Regions from separate parts of the Homo sapiens genome. Here region 2 is linked to region 1. A link is a loop called in an ENCODE intact Hi-C map of the cell type or tissue named here. Cell type or tissue: natural killer cell. All regions are shown on one strand.

Region 1 (4,000 bases):
CATATTTGGCTTCTGCTCACAATTCATTTTTCACAAACACAGTAATTCTCATTTTATTTTTTTATTAAATTTTTTTTTAAAAAAGTAGAGACGAGATCTCACTAAGCGTCCCAGGCTGGCTTCAAACTCCTGGCCTTCAGTGATCTTTCTACCTCAGCCTCCCTAGGTGTTGGGACTGGGCATGAGTCACGGCAATGGGCCAGCCATAACTCTCAATGCAACACACAAGTTACAGAATTCATATAGTTAACAGGCACATTAAATAGCTTTATCTCTTCTGCCTAGTGTCCATTTAGCAACATCACCCCATCCCCCTGCCACTGACTAATTCTATAAGCACATTTTTACATACATTTAAAACTGGATGTCTTAATTCCTTGTACCACTATTGCTAAGCCCTCACTGCTATTTTACTGTATAAGAATATAACTCTTCTTACTTTTATAAACAGCCTTTGAAGAACTGCCAGAGAATTCAGATTATTTAGATTTCTGAAACACAGTAGCAAGTATGTAAACTCCCATTTGGCAATACCTTTACTTTCCTAAAAACCACAAGTGGGAGGCTGGGCGTGGTAGCTCACCCCTGTAATCCCAGCACTTTGGGAGGCCAAGGTGGGTGGATCACCTGAAGTTAGGAGTTCGAGACGAGCCTGAACAACATGGTGAAACCCTATCTCTACTAAAAATACAAAAATTAGCCGGGCGTGGTGGCGGGCGCCTGTACTCCCAGCTACTTGGGAGGCTGAGGCAGGAGAATCTCTTGAACCTGGAAGGCAGAGGTTGCAGTGAGCTGAGGTCATGCCACTGCACTCCAGCCTGGGCAACAAGAGTGAGACTCCCTCTAAAACAAAACAAAACAAAACCCACAAGTGGGCTAATCACAAATATATTTGAATATATGTACACCCTTAATACTACCAATTACTACACACTACTAAAGCAATCTAGGCAGATCACAATTCAAGTTCCTAAGAATGCGACCATAAGGAAAATGGTCGGGCTGCAATGAAACACCTTCACATCAATAATTAGAATGCTGGATGACAACCCCAACAGTCGAGACCCAAACTGACTTGGCCCACCATTCCAAGCACTCCTAATAGCACTAAGGAATCACTCAGGGCAGGCCGGGCGTGGTGGCTCACACCTGTAAACCCAGCACTTTGGGAGGCCAAGACAGGTGGATCACGAGGTCAGGAGATCGAGACCATCCTGGCCAACATGGTGAAACCCCGTCTCTACTAAAAATACAAAAAATTAGCCAGGCATGGTGGTGGGTGCCTGTTGTCCCAGCTACTCAGGAGGCTGAGGCAGGAGAATGGCGTGAACCCCAGAGGCAGAGCCTGCCGTAAGCTGAGATCGCGCCACTGCACTCCAGCTTGGGCAACAGAGCGAGACTCCATCTCAAAAAAAAAAAAAGAAAGCAGTCACTCAGGGCCGACCACTCTCCACAGCTCCACACAGGTTTCCTTCCTCTAGCTGCCCACCAATTGCCTGTTCTAGGCTTTGCCCAAACCATTCAGCGTCTAATTACTTCTCTCACAGTTTGCGTTTAGTATCTTGAAACGGTGGCCTGGCAAAAACGCTGATTAAAAACCAAGCAAAAGCCAGGATTATCTTGAGTACGCACCTGGGAAGCTATGGAAGCTGATCAACCTCCGCCCGAGGAAACCTAGAAGCACACACAACACACAAAAACTAAGCCATCAATGGCACAAGAAGGCATCTCTGAAACAGCAATCCAATGCTGCCATCTACTGGCCATGCGTGTTGAACACCTCACAAAAACTAAGCTAATTTAGCAGCTGATTTTCATTAGCCTTCTTAGAGTAGGTTCCAGAATACCTGGCCATCTTCAATACAAACGAGAATTCACACAAGATAACCACCAACATAAAGCAGCCTGGATGTTGGATATACAATATATTTATTTAATATATATTGAAGGAATCAATAAAGATTCATAGCAACCAGGCTTAGCTCTATGGATCAACCAATGGCTCTCCTTTTCTTATACCTGGCCCATTTCTCCTACTTAGGGTACCCTTGGATATTTGCACCACAATCTCTGTCCTTTACTCATGAGACTTTAAGCCTCCCAAGGGCAGGGACTGTTTCCCTTATTTACCATTTCCCCCAGGATCCAGCCCAGTGCTTTAAACAATGTTAATAAAAGATGGCAAGTGACAGCAAAGTACCAAGAAATTCTGTCAAACACTGATGGAGGACCACCTTTTATTGGTGGAGCATTTTATGGTATACCAAGCATTTTTACTTGCTGTAACCAGTTACCTGCTCAAGAACCTGTTGGCCATTATTTACACCACTTTATAGATAAGAACACTAAGGTTCAAAAGTGTAATGAGGTCCTAAGTCACCATTAAACGTAACTCTAGGCCAGGCGCGGTGGCTCACGCCTGTAGTCTCAGCACTTTGAGAGGGCAAGGCAGGTGGATCACCTGAGGTCAGTAGACCAGCCTGGCCAACAACCCTGTCTCTACTAAAAATACAAAAAAATTAGCTGGGCGTGGTGGCAGCCCTGTAATCCCAGCTACTCAGTAGGCTGAGGCATGAGAATCGCTTGAACCTGGAAGGCAGAGGTTGCAGTGAGCCAAGATTGCACCACTACACTCCAGCCTGGGTGACAGAGCAAGATTGTCTCAAAAAGAAAAAAAGTAACTCTTTCTAAATTTTTGTGAAACTGTGGTGTGCGCACCCATCAGCTAGAAAATCAAAACTCAAACAATGTGACACGTCCCCTGAAGGTCCATCTGGCAAATGAATGCAGCCACCTTCAAATTTTGCATGATGTGGGCTTATATGACATGAATTTCCAGATCCTAGAGACTGGATTCTAAGTGCCAATTTAGGCAGAAGGATCGCTTGAGCCCAGGAACTCGAGACCCGCCTGGGCAATGTAGTGAGACCCCATCTCTTATATTAAATTTAAAATAAAAATAAAAATAAACTAAGTGCCAAGTTAAGAAGGTATTACTTTCTGGCAGGAGTCAAATATTTTAGTTAGTGACCGACCAGTCTCCAAGTCTGTTATTGAGTGCCACTGACTGAATATGACAGGCCTGCCTCGAGTACTGAGCCTCATAGCTAAAGCCTCAGCTCTCTCCAGGAAGTTCGGCCTGCGGTTCCGCAGAGGCAAGAAAGTCTTAAAGCAAGGACTCAAGTTAGGCTGCCTGAATCCAAATCCTGGCTCCACTGTTTACTAATAGGATCCTGAATAACTTATTTACCTCTCTGCTTCTTCATTATCTTCTTCATATAGGTAAGTGTAATCTATTTTATTTGGTTACTGTGAGGATTAATTTAGTTAAACAAGAGGTACTTGGCACATCCTAAGTGATTAGCTAAATGTTAGCTATTCTGTTTCATTCTGTAAAACTCACTTTTTTCCTAGGCATAAAGAGAAGGCTATTATTCAGCTGGGCGTGGTGGCTCACGCCTGTAATCCCAGCACTTTGGGAGGCCAAGGTGGGTGGATCACTTGAGGTCAGGAGTTTGAGACCAGCCTGACCAACATGGTGAAACCACGTCTCTATTAAAAATACAAAAATTAGCTGGATGTGGTGGTGGGTGCCTGTAATCTCAGCTACTCGGGAGGCTGAGACAGGAGAATTGCTTGAACCTGGGAGGAGGTTGCAGTGAGCCGAGATCACGCCACTGCACTCCAGCCTGGGCGACAGAGCAAGACTCAGTCTCAAAACAAAACAAAACAAAACAAAAAGAGAAGGCTATTATTAACATTCGAGATAATGTGCCAGACTGCTTCCATGTATTTTCATTATTCTGTCCCAAATCTGGTGAAGTGGGTATCTGCACAGCTTTCTCTAGATTGAACAACTAGTAAGGGGGCTGGCCCTGGAGAAAGTTACCTGCACCTTGGACTGCTGCTCGTCAGCATCTCCAGCTGTGCTGATACTGCCTCAGGGCAACAGCGATGCAGCTGTCCTGCCTAGCCCCAGGCGCACACAGCAGCCCATTCT
Region 2 (4,000 bases), 390 kb before region 1:
GAGGCTTTCTTTACAGTCTAAGTCTTTGGTGTTGCTGCCACTGGACAGGCAATCTCCAGGAGCTTGGAAATCCTGCTGTGACTGGGAAAGAGCATAGTGATATAAGTAAATATCTACCAGGAAAATCCAAGAAAAGCAACATCACTTTAGGTGTCTCCTCAAACTTCAGCTCATCAGAGGGGGCTTATTTTAATACATTATCTGAAAGAATATCTTTCCTGGTCACTTTCCATCCTCCTTTCTATGCTTTTCCCGACCACCACCTCCTTAGCACTTATCACCACCTGTCATATATTTCTCTGTTTAGTATTTCCTCTCTGTAGGATATAAAGACCTGGAGAACAGATTTATTACTGCTATTTCCAGGACCCAGAATAGCATTTGGCACATTGTACACACTCAATAAATATTTGTAGAGTGGATGGATAAACTGAAGAATATTAGAACCATTAAACAAGTCTAGTAATGTGACCAATTAAAAAATCAGTAATTCTGCTGGGCGTGGTGGCTCATGCCTGTAATCCCAGCACTTTGGGAGGCCGAGGTGGGCAGAACATCCGAGGTCGGGAGTTCAAGGCCAGCCTGGCAATCAAGGTGAAACCCCATCTCTACTAAAAATACAAAAATTGGTGTGGCATGTGCCTGTAATCCCAGCTACTTGGGAGGCTGAGGCAAGAGAATCACTTGAACTCGGGTGGCAAAGGTTGCAGTGACCCGACATTTTACCACTGCACTCCAGCCTGGGTGACAGAGTGAGACCCTGTCTCAAAAAAACAAAACAAAACAAAACAAAAAAAACAAAAAGGACAAAAAAACCCAGTAATGGTAATAAAAAATATAAAATATTCAGAAGTAAACTAAATGGTAAATAGTACTCAAATTTACCGACAGAGGAAATGGATGAATGGAGGAGAGTACCATGCTGCTGGATGGAAAGACATAATATTGTAATAATGCAAACTCTCTTCAAGTTAATCTATAAAATGGACACAATATCAGTCAAAATTCCAGTGGAATTTTTGGAGGAAAGGAAGGGGCAAATTTGACAAAATGATTGTAAATTTCACCATGAAGAATAAATGCTTCAGAATAGCCAATTCATATTTTGAAGAAAGGCATCGATAAGGGACCTTGCTCTATTAGACACAAAAACCTATATAGGAAAAGACAAATGGGTGGTATATATTAAAAGTTTTTTTTTTAAGTACATACCCTTTGCCCAGACATTCCACTTCTGGAAAATTTCCCTGAGAAATAACTAGATAGTATATGGCTAAGATATTTATTGAAACATTGTCTATAATGTTATAATGCCAATCCAATTAAAAACATTGATTGTTTGACAAGTAGAGGATGGTTTTAACCAAGTATGGTTTAAATAAATTCCTGTGGAATACCACAGAGCTCTTAAGCATGATGTAGAACTACATTAATTGATATGGAAGGTGATCGCCATATATTGTTATGTTTTTTAAAAAGCTGATTACAAAACAGATGTCTAATACTATCCACATTTTTGTAAAATAAAAATTGGCATATACCTGTGAAGAAAAAAACCTAGATGGAAGATTATATATCAAAATGTTAACAATAGTTCTGCATCTGTACACTGAAAAATGGTATGCTTTCCCCAAAATGGGATGGTACTTAAATTCCTCATTACTGCCACCTGGTGGCAACCAAGGGAGATTTCTAATTTCTTTTCTACCACCTTGAGTACAATGCACGTAACATCATAATTATATAAAGTTATAAAGAAATCTTCAGTATCACCTGGTTCTATCCATCATTTTGTAGCTGAAGAAATAAAGGGCAAAGACTTTAAGCCACTTGTCTGAAGTTGCACTGTTAGTGAAATTTAATAATAGTAGCAAACATTTGTTGAGCCGTTTTGCTAAGTACTTCAAATGGATTATATCATTTTATTGTCACAGGAGCCTATGAGGTTGGTCCTATTTTTACTCTCACTTATCCCTACTTACCAGATGAGGATCCTGAGGCTCAGAAAAAGTAAGCAACTTACCCAAGGCTGTATAGTTGGGATACAGCCAGTGATTCTGAGTTTTACCTCCCTCTCCTGAACCTTCTGTACTGTACCTTCTTAGCCCATTAATTGCCCCTGCCCCTTCCACTACGTACCCTTGCCCTTTCCTTGTCCGTTCCTTCAGTGTTTTGGTGACAACTCTTAGCATATGCCCAGTCTTTGTGTTATGTTTCTCATGGATGAAAAGACAGTATAGGCCAGGTGTGGTGGCTTATGCCTGTAATCCCAGCACTTTGGGAGGCTGAGGTGGGCAGATCACCTGAGGTCAGGAGTTCGAGGCCAGCCTGGCGAAACCATGTCTTTACTAAAGTAATCCCAACTACTTGGGAGGCTAAGGCATGAGAAACACTTGAAACTGGGAGGTGGAGGTTGCAGTGAGCCGAGATCACACCACTGCACTCCAGCCAGGGGATAGAGCGAGACTCTGTCTCAAAAAAAAAAAAAAAAAAAGGGAAGGATTGATTGATTTACTGAGAGAAGTATAAGGAAACAAAATGCCCCAAGACCCTTGTCCGGAAGGAAGGGAGGGAGGGAAAGGAAAGGAAAGGAAGGAAAGGAGGGAGGGAGCGAAAAGACAGTAAAGACAGTATGAACATTTACTGAGAGAAGTATAATTATCAGGGGAACCCGCCCCCAATATTTCAACGGAGGTTCTATTTTCCATAAGTGTTGGCCGGCTGAGAAATAAAGAGTACAAAGAGAGAAATTTTACAGCTTGGCCACCAGGGGTGACATCACATATCGGTAGGACCATGATGCCCACCCGAACCTCAAAACCAGCAAGTTTTTATTAAGGATTTCAAAAGGGGAGGGCGTGTATGAACAGGGAGTAGGTACAAAGATCACATGCTTCAAAGGGCAAAAAGCAGAACAAAGATCACATGCTTCTGAGGAAACAGGACAAGGGCAAAGCAGAACTCCTGATAAGGGTCTATGTTCAGCGGTGCATGTATTGTCTTGATAAACATCTTAAACAACAAAACACAGGTTCGAGAGCAGAGAACCGGTCTGACCAAAAATTTACCAGGATGGAGTTTCCCAATCCTAATAAGCCTGAGGGTACTGCAGGAGACCAGGGCATATTTCGTCATTATCTCAACCACATAAGACAGACACTCCCAGTGCAGCCATTTATAGACCTCCCCCCAGGAATGCATTCTTTTCCCAGGGTCTTAATATTAATATACCTTGCTAGGAAAAGAATTTAGCGATATCTCTCCTACTTGCATGTCTGTTTATAGGCTCTCTGCAAGAAGAAAAATATGGCTCTTTTTGCCTGACCCTGCAGGCAGTCAGACCTTATGGTTGTCTTCCCTTGTTCCCTAAAAATCGCTGTTATTCTATTCTTTTTCAAGGTGCACTGATTTCATATTGTTCAAACACACGTTTTACAATCAATTTGTACAGTTAACACAGTTATCACAGTGGTCCTGAGGTGATGTACATCCTCAGCTTACGAAGATAACAGAATTAAGAGATTAAAGTAAGACAGGCATAAGAAATTATAAAAGTATTATTTGGGAACTGATAAATGTCCATGAAATCTTCACAATTTATGTTCCTCTGCCACGGCTCCAGCCGGTCCCTCCATTTGGGGTCCCTGACTTCCCGCAACATATAAGGAAACAAAATACCCCCAGCTCCTTACCCCAGACCCTTGTCCAGATAGAAATTTAGACTTATTAATATATTGAATTGTTCAAGTGTCCATATACTAAGAATTACATCAGCGATGTGGAACTATGGATAGGCTTCCTTGGGTTCCTGGCTCCACACTATAACCACCGCCCCCCACCCCTTAAATTTCTGTATAGCAGACTTAAGAGTGAATATCACCATATGCAGTTGTTCATGTACTTCTTCCCCTTTCTCTTCTAGCTCTTGACAAAATTCTCAGGGAAAACTCTTCAGCTCTGGATGTCTCCCTTTTTGTGGATCAAACACAAAGGGCATCAT

What was found. Hi-C counts contacts between places; a loop is a spot of excess contacts. Peaks named below come from ENCODE experiments on the same cell type or tissue, not always from the same donor. Only the 100,000 strongest peaks of a DNase experiment are listed, where the experiment ranks them.
Region 2: it touches region 1 in a loop (10-fold over the local background); 4 of 110 quality-filtered maps call a loop at or near these places.

The regions. Positions count from the first base shown.
Region 1 is chr4:139,028,576-139,032,575 of GRCh38, reverse strand. All of the region lies in intron 1 of NOCT (nocturnin), which reads right to left. It overlaps LOC124900780 (a long non-coding RNA gene), which reads left to right. Exons shown (of 2, transcript XR_007058274.1): 1 at 1-3,282. Among named protein-coding and RNA genes, the nearest start is that of NOCT, 15 kb to the right of the region's middle. RefSeq lists an enhancer at 999-1,823. In natural killer cell, CTCF peaks have their summits at 1,580 and 1,780 (motif pointing left); a DNase peak (open chromatin) is centred at 1,745.
Region 2 is chr4:139,413,947-139,417,946 of GRCh38, reverse strand. No RefSeq gene overlaps it. Among named protein-coding and RNA genes, the nearest start is that of RAB33B-AS1, 38 kb to the left of the region's middle. In natural killer cell, CTCF peaks have their summits at 1,472 and 1,673 (motif pointing left); a DNase peak (open chromatin) is centred at 1,656.